Regions from separate parts of the Homo sapiens genome. Here regions 2, 3 and 4 are each linked to region 1. The links are chromatin contacts, found by Hi-C or POLR2A ChIA-PET in ENCODE. All regions are on one chromosome and are shown on one strand. The core of a region is the stretch at or near the end of the contact, and the rest is flanking DNA. Distances in the headings are between cores, read along the strand shown.

What was found. A loop is a pair of places that touch in the nucleus more often than their neighbours do. ChIA-PET counts read pairs that join two places held with the same protein, here RNA polymerase II (POLR2A). Pooled maps may share reads with other maps.
Region 2: a pooled map shows a loop between it and region 1 (5-fold over the local background). The contact joins two enhancer-like sites. A Hi-C loop is called at or near these places in 10 of 168 maps with a recorded cell type or tissue (B cell, Caco-2, Calu3 and 7 more), 3 of 37 single-sample maps with no recorded cell type and 11 of 50 pooled maps. POLR2A ChIA-PET finds 5 or more read pairs at or near these places in 3 of 52 experiments (GM12878, PC-9 and endothelial cell of umbilical vein).
Region 3: a loop to region 1 is called in a map of endothelial cell of umbilical vein, with 5 times the contacts of the local background. The contact joins the promoter of LINC02154 here to the enhancer-like site in region 1. A Hi-C loop is called at or near these places in 3 of 168 maps with a recorded cell type or tissue (chondrocyte, endothelial cell of umbilical vein and mammary epithelial cell) and 2 of 50 pooled maps. POLR2A ChIA-PET finds 5 or more read pairs at or near these places in 1 of 52 experiments (CD4-positive, alpha-beta T cell).
Region 4: a map of PC-9 shows a loop between it and region 1 (11-fold over the local background). The contact joins the promoter of LINC01203 here to the enhancer-like site in region 1. A Hi-C loop is called at or near these places in 5 of 168 maps with a recorded cell type or tissue (B cell, Caco-2, GM12878 and 2 more), 9 of 37 single-sample maps with no recorded cell type and 7 of 50 pooled maps. POLR2A ChIA-PET finds 5 or more read pairs at or near these places in 2 of 52 experiments (activated B cell and endothelial cell of umbilical vein).

Annotation. Positions count from the first base shown.
Region 1 is chrX:13,486,566-13,489,772 of GRCh38, forward strand. No RefSeq gene overlaps it. Among named protein-coding and RNA genes, the nearest start is that of EGFL6, 81 kb to the right of the region's middle. RefSeq lists an enhancer at 291-390. Within about 2 kb of position 1,731, at least 25 of the 41 ENCODE cell types and tissues checked have a DNase peak (open chromatin) inside an H3K27ac peak, as active enhancers do; they include B cell, GM12878, PC-9 and 2 more, where a contact is called at or near this core.
Region 2 is chrX:13,268,892-13,272,098 of GRCh38, forward strand. All of the region lies in intron 1 of LINC02154 (long intergenic non-protein coding RNA 2154), which reads right to left. Among named protein-coding and RNA genes, the nearest start is that of LINC02154, 33 kb to the right of the region's middle. Within about 2 kb of position 1,625, at least 2 of the 41 ENCODE cell types and tissues checked have a DNase peak (open chromatin) inside an H3K27ac peak, as active enhancers do; they include PC-9, where a contact is called at or near this core.
Region 3 is chrX:13,301,795-13,305,001 of GRCh38, forward strand. LINC02154 (long intergenic non-protein coding RNA 2154) reads right to left here and starts at 1,658. Exons shown (of 2, transcript NR_146309.1): 1 at 1,526-1,658.
Region 4 is chrX:13,333,785-13,336,991 of GRCh38, forward strand. LINC01203 (long intergenic non-protein coding RNA 1203) reads left to right here and starts at 1,457. Exons shown (of 7, transcript NR_045260.1): 1 at 1,457-1,528; 2 at 1,698-1,761; 3 at 1,875-1,913; 4 at 2,595-2,676.

The sequences.
Region 1 (3,207 bases), core at 481-2,980:
GTTTAAACTATGGTTTTAAAAAGAGTTGAAGTCTGGGGCAAGCCTAGTGTGTGTGTGAATCCATTCAGAGCCCAGAATTCATCTTAGCTATGATTTTCAAAAACCACCCATACTATGGGCTTTTCCTTTATATAGCTCTTCAGTCCACACATATCTGATAAAGTCTACAACTACATGCATGCATCCTAGATAGATCGTCTGTGCTGCCCCATAATTCCTACCAATCCCCCATTCTATTGTCAACTGCCATCTAACATCTGAAGGGGTTTGGGGCAAGAGTTTTTAGGAAAACATTTTGAAGTAAGAGATTGAGTAGATGATTCTCACTTAGGACATCACCATCATCCTGGCACATTTGTCTTCTGTTAGCAGACAATGTCACTATAAGAAAGAGAATACCAGGCAGTCCAAGGAGAGAGAATGCTGACCACAAAGCATTTTTTTTTTTTTGAGACGGAGTCTCGTTCTGTCACCCAGGCTGGAGTGCAATGGTGCGATCTCGGCTCACTGTAAGCTCCGCCTCCTGGGTTCACGCCATTCTCCTGCCCCAGCCTCCTGAGTAGCTGGGACTGCAGGCACCTGCCACCACGCTCGGCTAATTTTTTGTATTTTTAGTAGAGACGGGGTTTCACCTTCAAAACATTTCTTACGTGGTGGCTCTCCAAATTAAAGAAAAGGTTTTAAATGAATGATGATGAATACATACCCTGCTCTGATTGGTAACTTTCACCATTAAACCTGCAAATTAAAAGGCATTTAAGCCAAAATTCATCCTCCCCACAACCTTGAGGGAATGAGTCACTGAAGCAATTCTCACGTTTCTCCAGGCAGAAAGACAGGAGACTTTCCAAAAAAGGTTGTAGTTTTCCTGTTTCCTTGGCTGCCTCCACACATAGCCCAGCCATGACCACATGTGGTGATGGGCAGGAACCTATTGCCTTATTTGGCAATCTTGAGCCCTCTTTGTAGGGCTATTGGGGGCAGGATGAAAAGTCCAGATCAAAACCACAATCGTGAAAAACAATGGAGAGTCAGATAAAGGAAGTAGGCATTTTATCTAGATTAAATATAAAATATTGACCCAAGAAGTAAATGTTTTCATATGCATTGCTTCTTAAAGGACTCGTAGGAAAATATTTAGAATCTGCCATTTTTCTGTAATAATTTCACTCATTTTCCTTCTAGCCATGATGCTGACTGCATTTCCCAGCTGCTGCTGAAACAGCTCTTCTGTTGGGGGAGATTATGTGGGCTAACATTCACCCACGATTCTCTAAACTGATGTTTCTCAAGTATCCTTCATTCTGACCCCAACATGTGCTGTGTGCATTCATTACTGCTGACAGCAGGAACAGTGTGGGTCCCAAACAAGGAGATTGCACAATGAGAAATGGAGGCTAAGGGCATGAATGTTCTGAATTTTATAGCTTCCTGTCTGCTTTCCCTTAGGGGAATATAATTGGGGGACTGGACCCAACACAAATCTCAACTACGCATTTAGGCCTCCACAAAGAAGCAAGACTTCTAGTCCTTTCTGGAGCATTGCAAGCTGTACAGAAAAAAATACATTCCTCAGGGATTCTGCCGGCAACCACTCCTTTTATTCTGTGGTTCCCCAAAGATAAGGTCAGTCAGCTCAGAGAGGAAAGGAAAATGGAATGGGGAGAGACAGGATCAACCAGTAACGGGTGTGTCATCTCAAACTGGAGTGTGTGTCCATTGTCAACCCCAAGAAACCCAGAAAAACAAAATCTTTTTCCCCAGGTGGTGAGAGTGTCAACTGCATATGAGAGGGAAGGGTGCCCTCTGCTGTCATCTGTGATTTTTGGTTTTTAATTTCAAAGGAAACGTTCCAGCTCCATGTAAATCAGACTTAAACATTTTTGCCAGGCACGGTGGCTCAGGCCTGTAATCCCAGCACTTAGGGAGGCTGAGGCGGGCAAATCACAAGGTCGGGAGTTCAAGACCAGCCTGGCCAATATGGTGAAACCCCATCTCTACTAAAAATACAAAAATTAGCTGGGCATGGTTGTGGGCACCTGTAATCCCAGCTACTTGGGAGGCTGAGGAAGGAGAATCGCTTGAACCCGGGAGGCAGAGGTTGCAGTTAGCCAAGATTGTGCCACTGTACTCCAGCCTGGGCGACAGAGCGAGACTCCATCTCCAAACAAACAAACAAAAAACAAAAAAGGAAACATTTTACACATTAAATAGGGAAGCCAAACTTGGGATTTTGACCGTCTTAACTAGGCTGGGTTCTGTGTCGGATGAGAGAGACTTGAGGGATAGCACAGGCAGCAATCACAATTCCATTTCAGATGTCCTGCTGAGAGAAAATTGTGGTTTGGAAGAGGGCCTGTGAGCTTTATATATTCAGGACAATTTGCTTAGAAATAAAACGACTTCTTGGGAGCAGGGTTCTCCTTGGGTGGCAGCATACTTGGACAGCATCTCCATTTGTTTCCCTGTCCTTTCCCAGTAAACCAATTTGGGTTCATTATTAGATTCCTGAGTTTGTTTCTTTGGGAAAGAAAAATAAAATACAGTTCTCACTTAGGGAGATGGAAGGCAATGGCTTTGCATGAAGATACGAATTTAAAACAAATAAATACAAGTGTTCAACTCTGATGAAAGATGAGTTGTATGATTTAATGTGCTTTCCTAGGGACATGTAAATTAACTGAGATATAAAATAATGAATCTGCACATCTGCCTTAGAGTTCATCCAAATGCAATCTACAAGGCAAACTTAATCACGGTTATAATTAATACTTTGCAAATGGAAATGACTGGAAATGAAAGGCCGCAAACAACATCGATATTAATGCTTCAGTATTTGTTCTCTCCCTAGTTTTTACTTTCAAAAGTGTTTTTATCATCTTCTACAAAAGTCATACCTTGTACTTTATAAGGCATTTTGTTATATAGCCTCTTTATAGCTGAATTCATCCCATTATCAAAGGGTCATAGTTGGATTACCTACCTACTTAGATGTTTCTAAACATTTCTGATTTCATTTTGCATTCTAGCAACCGGCTGACTCCACCCGAACTCGGGACTCATGACTCAACCAGTCCTTTGGCCCCCACCCAGAGGCAGGCTTAGCTCACAAGGACTATTTTCCACACCCCTATGATTTTATCATTAACTAATCAGCAGCACCCATTCCCCAGCCCTCTGCCCACCAAATTATTCATAAAAACGCTA
Region 2 (3,207 bases), core at 375-2,874, 220 kb before region 1:
CAATTCAAACATACTGCCATGGTGGGAAGGCTGGCTGAAAACTCAGATCTAAAGCACAGACCATCATAGGCAACAGAATTGGCAGGTAAAATGGGAAAATATTGCCCCATAGAGATAGTAGGGACATTTCCCTGTGTTGGCCTTGAGGGGAGGTGGAAGGCAGGAATAGCCCAGGAGAATAAGTTTGGTATGTAACAATTTAGCAATGATTCACTTTTTAAATTGCCATCCTGTATGATAAAGTCCTCCTGGGGAACTATAATGCAAGAATGCTGGGATCCAGGTGGGGTTCTTAGTTCTGGCTCTTTCCCCACCAGCTGTGGGTGAGCTCTGTGGGTGAGCTCTTCCTTTACTCTTCCCAGCCTCAGTTTATTCACCTGTAAAATGAGGGGGCTTGGTTATGATTTCTACTGTTTCTGTTCAACTTAGAAAAATGAGTCATAATTATGAACTTAGAAAAATATTAAACTGTTTAACATTGTATATTTTTCATAAATTTATAAAGCACTGTATGGCAAAATGAAAAAGAATTTATAAAGTTTTTTTGGCAATTTGTAATTCAGACATAAATTTGATCATATCAGGAAAATGGGCCTAGTGTTTTGGCTGTTTTCTATAGCTAAATATATCTTATACTGGAGATCAGCAAATTTTTCTGTAAAGAGGCAGATAGCAATTATTTTAGGCTTTGAAGGTAAGCCACAGAAAAGAAAATTGCAAAATCTTTAAAAAAATATCATTTAAAAATGTGAAAAATAGGGCCAGGCACAGTGGCTCATGCCTGTAATCCCAACACTTTGGAAGGCTGAGACAGGACGATTGCTTGAAGCCAGGAGTTTGAGACCAGCCTGGGCAACACAGCAAGACCCTGTCTGTACAAAAGTAAAAAATAAAAACAATTTGCCAGTGCGTTGGCACACACCTGTAGTCCCAGCAATTCTGGAGGCTGAGGCGGGAGGAAAGCCTGAGCCCAGGGGTTTGAGGCTGCAGTGAGCTATGATTATGCCATTGCACTCCAGCCTGGGTGACAGAGCAAGACCCTGGCCCCTGTCTGTGAAAACCAGGTAAGGGCAGGGTTTGATGATCCCTGTGTTAAACAATTAAAACATATATTTGGATAAAAAGAAAATTACGTGCTTTTATATAACAACTGTTAAAAGATATTGCTATACAGAGAGACTGAACCCAGGCAATAAGGAGACCTGCTGAAGAAGTTTTTACTCAAAGCCTGCATGGAAGCCACCATCATGTGCCCCTATAACAAACTCATCCTAGTTTGCCAGCGACTTGCCCAGTTTAAGCACTGAAAGTCTCAAGTCCCAGGAAATGAGGATGACTGGTTATTTTACATCTGTGACTCTTGGAAAGGTTTCTTTTTGGAAAATCTAGGATCAAATTGAAAGGGAAGAAGCTTGAGATGGAAATGCTTTCAGGAGCTTTACCATATAAACAACAGGCAAAGATCCCAGCTGGAAAACTGCAAAGGGAAAATTGTAAGAGAATATTTTGCAGTATTTTTTTGGCTTGAGCTCAATGGATTCTAAATCTACCTTCCCATTAACAGCATCAGTTCAACAGGCTGTACATGAGGAAAGTGCTTATTCACAAGGTGTGTCAGGTCTTTTTTGTAGAACCAGTTTATACATCCTCTGGATATGATAAATGCTAGGCATTATGATGAAACACAATCCAACCTTACTACTCAGAAGTTACAGGATTTAGAATTATTTCCTGGGTTTGTCCGAAGAGGACATGTGACATGAAACTAGCTGTGAGCCTAACTATGAATAAAAAGATTACTGGTAGAGACTACTTCTGAAACAGTCCAGAATAAAGTGGGAGCAATTTTCTCAACATATTATTATGTGCATCTGTGATATTATTATCATAATTTGAATCTTTAAGACTAGAAGCTCAAAGCTCAAAAGGCGATTTTCTCTGAGGAACTTGTCTTGAAATTAAGTACACGACCTCCAGAGAAGTTTTGTTATAACCACATGGTTTTCCAGTTGTACTTCATCCAAACAGGAACCCTTCTTAAAACATAAATATTAAAAAGCAGATCCAATAGTTCAAAAGAGGATGCCATTGGCTAAAACAAAACCAAGAATATAATTTAGAACCTTTTACAATATTCTTTCATTTTTTTCATTTTATCCAAATTTTAATCCCGTGTTTGAAGCTTCGAATGTTTCCTTTATGATTCATCCTATTTGGGGTCATAAAAGCACCTTTAGGCCGGGTATGGTGGTTCTCTTCTGTAATCCCAGCACTTTCAGAGGCCGAGGCGAGTGGATCACTTGAGGTCAGGAGTTCAAGACCAGCCTGGCCAACATGGCGAAACCCCGTTTCTACTAAAAATACAAAAATTAGCGAGCATGGTGGTGGGTATCTGTAATTCCAGCTACTTGGGAGGCTGAGGCACGAGAATCACTTGAACCACTAAGGCAGAGGTTGCAGTAAGCTGAGATCATGCCACTGCACTCTAGCCTGGGCAACAGAGCAAGACTCTGTCTTTTTCTTAGTAGAGACAGGGTTTTACTATATACTATATATAGTGAGCTGAGATCATGCCACTGCACTCCAGCCTGGGTGACAGAGTGAGACTCTGTCTCAAAACAATAATAATACAATAATAATAATAAATAAAATGTTATGAAAAATGAATAAGAGTTTCCTGATTTCACTAAGTGAAACAGGAAGTTGATGTCCATATGTCTTTTGGATTTGAGTGAATGGGGGTAGATAAGTAGGAACTAATGCAACCTTTAACACAGATATTACATGCATATTTATTAATATATTTATATGGCAATACACACTGACACATTCCAGGAAAAAGGAGGTGAAGCAATAGTTTCTATTTCCTTAAAATTCCTCCATGACCATGCTTAGTTTTTTCCGTTCCTTACAAACACTTAAACCATTCTGAACTTCCGTGGTGTGAGGTCCTAATCCTACTTCCCATTCCCTTTATAGCAAAAGAAAATGTTTGTTTCCGTCTAGGAAAAGGCACTTCTCACTTTTTTTTTGTAGAACTAAAACATCAAACTGCTACCTAAATTATTATTATTATTACCTGCATTATTTTTCGACCCTTAAAGGTACCAGCACCAGCTGATTGAGTGAGAGCTACTTCCTCAGAGGCCTGGGCCCCAGCCCTTCGAGGGTTCGCCTCATAGATTTTAGGTTCTGTTAACCCCAAGT
Region 3 (3,207 bases), core at 408-2,907, 180 kb before region 1:
AATATAATAGGAATTATATAGTTGGGTCTTGTTTTTTCTATACACTCTGACAGTCTCTGCCTTTTAATTGGTGATTTAAACTATTATTCACAGTGAGTAGTAATATAGTTGGATTAGTATCTACAATGTTTGTAACCGTTTTCTATTTGTTGCACTTTTTCTTTGTTTCATTTTTATCACCCCCACCCCCCGCCCCCATTTTCCTGCCTTCTCTGGTTTTAACTGAGCATTTTATATGAACCCATTTTCTCTCTTCTCTTAGCACATCAATGATATTTCTTTGAAAAAATGTTTTAGTGTTTGTCTTAGAGTTTGCAATATATATTTACAACTAATCTAAGTACACTTTCAAATAATACTATAATGCTTCACGGGTAATGCAGATACCTTATAACAAAGCATTTCCAATTACTTTCTTCCATTCCTTGTACCATTGCTGTCATTCATTTCACTCATCCATAAGCTATAACTACCCAATACATTGTTGCTATTACTCTTACTTTGAACAGTTATTTATTAAATCAATTTAAAATATGAAAAATGAAAGATCTTGTTTAAATCTTGTTGATTCCCTGCTAATGTTCTTCCTTCCTTTCTTTCTTTCAGATCAGATCTGAATTTCTGACCTATATCAATTTCCTTCTCTCTGAGGAACTTATTTGAGTATTTCGTGCAAGGCAAGTCTACTGGCAACAAATTACCTCAGTTTTTGTCTGAGAAAGTCTTTTTTTCCTTCTTCACTTTAGAAGGATAACTTCACTGGATGAAGAATTTTAAGCTTGTGTTTTTCTTTATTTTTCTTTCAACACTTTCAATATTTCACTTTATTCTCTTCTTGCTTGCATGGTCCCCGATGAGAAGTCTGATGTAATTCTTATCCTTGTTGCTTTATAGGTAATGCTTCCCCCAACTCTCTCATTTCTTTCAAGATTTTCTCTTAGCTTTTGATTTTCTGCAGTTTGAATGTGAAATGCCTAGATGTCGATTTTTTGGATTTGTCTTGCTTGGTGTTGTCTAACCTTCCTGGATCTGTGTTTTGATGTGTTTCAATAATTTCAGAAAATTCTGAGCTATTATTACTTCAAATATTTCTTCTGTTCTTCTTTCTCTTTCTTTTCCTTTTAGTATTCCCATTATGTATATGTTACACCTTTTGTAATGATTATACACTTCTTGGATATTTCGTTATTTTTCCCATTCTTTTTTTCTCTTTGCCTTCCAGTTTGGAAAGTTTCTGTTGACCTATCACCAAGCTCATTAATTCTTTCCCCAGACATTTCCAACCTGCTGATGAGCCTTTAAATACATTCTTCATTTCTTCATTTCTGTCACAATGTTTTTTTATTTCTAGCATTTCCTTTTGATTCTTTCTTAGGGTTTTCATCTCTGTGCTTACATTACCCACCTGTGCCTTCATGTTGTCTATTGTTTCCACTAGGGCTTCGTATTAGTCTGTTCTCACACTGCTATTAAAGACATATCTGAGACTGGGTAATTTATAAAGGCAAGAGATTAATGGACTCACAGTTCCACATGGCTGGGGAGGCCTCACAATCACGGCAGAAGACAAAGGAAGACCAAAGGGACTTCTTACATGGTGGCAGGCAAGAGAGGGAGCTTGTGCAGGGGAACTCCTCTTTATAAAACCATCAGATCTCATGAGACTTAGTCACTATCACAAGAACAGCATGGGAAAGGCCCGCCCCCATGATTCAGTTACCTCCCACTGGGTCCCTCCTATGACACATGGGAATTGTGGGAGCTACAATTCAAGATTACATTTGGGTGGGGACACAGCCAAACCATATCAGGCTTTTTCTGTTTTGACTACCTGGAGTACTACAATTCAATTCTGGCACTAATGACCTAGAGTTAGCACCAAATTCCACAAATTAATGGCTCAGTCCTCCACAAGACTGCTTCTTATTCCAGATGCCAGCCACAAGTGGAGTCCCCAGTCCCCAGGCTCCCTGCACCTCTGACTGATTATAAATTTGGGAGTTCCCATAACTACCTCAGTTTTGATAATTCGATATGGCTCAGAACTCACTGAAAGTAGACTATGTGTAAAACTCTACATGTAGAGTTTTATTATAAAGTATACACTTAGGACAAGATCTGGAAGGGCTCTGGATGCAAAATTTTCATACTCTCTTCCCAAGGAATCTGAGTGCATCATCCTCCCTGTACACCAGTATGTTCACCAACCAGAAAACTCCACTGAGTTTCAGTGTACACATTTTTTATGTGGAATATGATTACACAGGCATGATTGGATATGCAATTGGCCACATAATTGAGCTCAGTCTCTAGCCCTCTTTTCCATGCAGGTAAAACTGGCCCAAAGTTCCAGCCTTCTAATCGTGTGTTTGGTCTTTCTGGTGTCCATCTCCCATCCTGAAGCTAACTAGGAGTCTGTCATGAGTTACCTCATTAGCATAACAAATAATTTCTATCTCTCAGGAAATTCCCAGGATGTTTGAAGTTCTTTGTCAGGAACTAAGATCAAAGGCCAGATAAACTTTTTTTTTTTTTTTTTTAAAGACAAGGTCTTGCTCTGTTGCCCAGGCTGGAGCACCGTAAGGCAATCTTGGCTCACTGCAACCTCCACCTCTTGGGCTCAAGCGATCCTCCCACCTCAGCCTCCCAAGTAGCTGGGACTATGGGTACATACCACCTTGCCTGGCTAATTGTTTGATTTTTTGTAGAGATGTGATCTCACTATGTTGCCCAGGCTGATCTCAAACTGCTGGGCCCAAGTGATCCTCCCGTCTCAGCCTCCCAAAGTGCTGGGATTACAGGTCTGAGCTACCATACCTGGCCAAATTCTTTATTATACCACAGAGCCCTTAATATATCAATAATAGTTGTTTAAGTTTCTTATCTGATAATTCCAAAATCTGAATATATCTGAGTCAGATACTGATGCTTGCTTTGTCTCTTCAGACTTTATTTTTTCCTTCCCTTAGCATATCTCATAATTTTTTTCTGTTGGAAGTGATCATGCTATATCTAGTAATAGAAACTGAGTTAATTGGGCTTTTAATATAAGGCTTTATGTTGATCTGGCTAGGAGCTAGGCTACGTTTAATGTTAATTGTAACGCATATATGCCAGAGGCTCCAGTTTTCTATAGTTTCCTTTTATTCCCTGCTTCCATGGTGCCTTTAGGTTCCGCTAAGAACTCTTTCTTAAATAGATTACGTC
Region 4 (3,207 bases), core at 207-2,706, 150 kb before region 1:
CCTTGTGTTTGTCATGCATGCAGTTAAGAAATTACTTTTTCCCTAACATTACTAGTAAGAGTGAGATTTTACTGTGTTCTTGTTTAGACATAATGTGTATTTATCAATTGTAGTGATATATGGATATGCGAGTATCCAGGTAATTTATCATATTGTCCATCACTGTAATGCTGAGATTTTTGTAGGTATCACTTCAAGAGAGGAAAGTTTCTCTTACGAGTGTTTTCCCTTGGCATTATGCAAGCATCCAGTTACCTTTGATAGGCCCTGAAATGATGAAAGAGACGAAGGGAATTTGCAGGTGTACAGGTAGAATGAGACATTTAGGAAACACATTTTCAACAGTATATTTTTTAGGTTCATTTGAAGAGGTCACAGTGAGCCTATCAGTAATAGTTAACAGGGGTCATTGCTCGTATGGATGTGCATGATAATGTGGGCCTAAAACACAGCCCAGCCCATCTGATCTTCCCTTATATAGGTAAGTGGTGGTGTCCCTAACACTTCTGTTACTATGATTTTGTTGTAGCTGTTCAAGTAAGAAATGATAGAGCTCTTACCAATTTAAAAAAACATTATTTTTCTCACTTTTTATATTTTAGAATAACTTTATGATTAACCTCTGAGTTTTGAGTGATAGTGCCTATCCTGGTTATTGGTGTTTCTTACCACAGCAGTAACCAGGGGATTTTTACAGGTGTCCTGTCAAGAAATGACCGTCTTACCTGACAGTGGTATTGATCTTGCATTATTACAAGTATCCAGGTAGAGTTTATGTGTTCTGTAATGATGGAGTGACGAAGGTTATTTTCAGATGTCTTGGTGGAAATGTTTGTGTCCTTTAACACATATTTCACAATGTGTATTTCAGGTTTCTGTAGTGAGACCCTGATAAACCTAACAATGGTTGGTATGGCAGACATTTCTGGTATGCAGGCAAGTGATGATGTGTTCTTTAACCACATCATAGACCATCAGATCTTCTTATATCTTTTTTTTTTTTTTTTTTGACAGAGTCTCGCTTTGTCACCCAGGCTGGAGTGCAGTGGGGTGATCTCGGCTCACTGCAGCCTCCACCTCCCAGGTTCAAGCGATTCTCGTGCCTCTGCATCCTGAATAGCTGGGATTACAGGTGTGCACCACCACATCCTGCTGATTTTTGTATTTTGAGAGATGGGGTTTTGGCACGTTGGCCAAGCTGGTCTCGAACTCCTGGCTTCAAGCAGTCCACCCACCTTGGCCTCCCAAAGTGCTGGAATTACAGGCGTGCACCACCACGCCCGGCCAGATCTTCATATATCTAAGTAAGTGTTATACATTTACCTAAACTTTTTTACTGTGTGATTTTTTTCCATAGGTACTCAAGTAAGAAATGATAGTCTTTACTAACTACAGCAACCATGTTATCCTGCTGTTTTATATTTTAGAGAAAATTTATGTTTAACTTTGTGATTGGCGAGCTATTTGCTATCCAAGGAATTAACCATGGAGTTGCATGTCATAGTAGCAATTGTGGGTTTGTTTGCAGGTAAGTAGTAGAGAGAAAATGGTATCTGTAACAGTGCTATAGACCTTGCAGTACTGCAAGATTCCAGGTATACTTGATGGTTCTTGGAATGATGGTAGTGAATAAGCTTAATTGTGGGGTTCAAGGAAAAAAGCTGTGTCTACACACATTTGTCATAATGTGTTTTTAGGATCCTGTCAAGAAGACATGGTAAACCTCATCATGATCAAGAATGAGACTTTGCTTGCATCCAGGTAAGTAATGACGTGGGCCTTAAGCAAGCACTCAGAAAACAATCTGATCATCAGATCTATAATTAAGTGTGGATGGTGCTTCTAACTTTTGTGTTACCATGGTTTTTTTGCAGGCATTCAGTTAAGAAATGATGTTTTCCCAACCAAGGCTAGTAAGCATTAGCCCTTATTATTTTACAGTTTAGATATAATGTGTAGTATCTAACCAAGCTGGGCATAGTTGCATGTGCCTATAGTATGAGCTACTCTGGAGGCTGAGGCGGGAGGATCACTTGAGCCCAGGAGGTTGAGGCTGAAGTGAGCTGTGATCACACCACTGCACTCCAACTTGGGTAACAGGACAAAACCCTGTCTCTTAAAAAAATAAAAGAGATATAATGTGTGTTTAACATTAGTCTCTAAGGAGGGCTATGCCGGTATCCAGGTGAGTTATCCTACTCTTCCACATTATAGTATGAACAATGAGATTTCTAAGTCAAGCGATGATGGTATCTCTAACATTAGTGTTGATCTCAAAGTTCTACTAAGATCGAGGTAGTGTTGGTGGTTCCTCTAATGAGGAAAATGACTGATACAAGTTGCAGGTGCCCCGTCCTTTTTTGCAGGTAAAACAGCGTGTTTCATTAAACACATTCATCATTGAATGTGTTTCTTCAGGTACCCATAGTCATGAAATCATAGTGAACCTAACAGTGGTCATTTATGTGTTCTTGGTAGTAACCAGGTCAGTGATAAATTGGGTCTTACCACACTACAGACCACCTGTTCTTCAGATTTTTAGGTAAGCAAGTATGGTCCCTCTAACACAGTGTTACTGTGTTTGTCTTTTTCAGGCTTCCCAAAAGTTGTTTGATAGTATACAGGCATGAGATGGTGTGACTCTAACTCATTAGATGCCTTCGTCTTTTCAGTCATGTAAGTAATGAATGGTGTTTTCAAGGCCGTTACATAAACCTTGTTTATGGCATGTATGCAGTTTAAAAATTAAATTATCCCTACTACTAACAGGAACCATGAGTTTTTAATGTATTTTTCTTTTGAGATAATGTGTATTTAACACTTGTACTGATAGACATATATGCAGGTATCTTGCTATTTTATCATATTGCTCATCACCACATTATTGGCCATGGGATTTTTGGAGGTATCTGTCAAAGAGTAGACGGTGCCTCTTCCTATAGTTTGACTTTGTAGTTCTGCCCTTATCTAGCTTTTGTGGGCCCCAAAAGATTCAAGAAACCAAGGGAATTTGTAGCTGTACAAGTAGAATTAGACTAGTACCAAACCCATTTCCCACAATGTGTTTTCCAGGGTGTGTCAAGAGATCACGGTGAGCCTATCTACGGTAATTAATATGTGATATTGCTGGTTTTGAGGTAAATGATGATGGAGAGACCTAAACCAGAGCACAGATTACCTGATCTTCATATAGATACAAGTGATGGT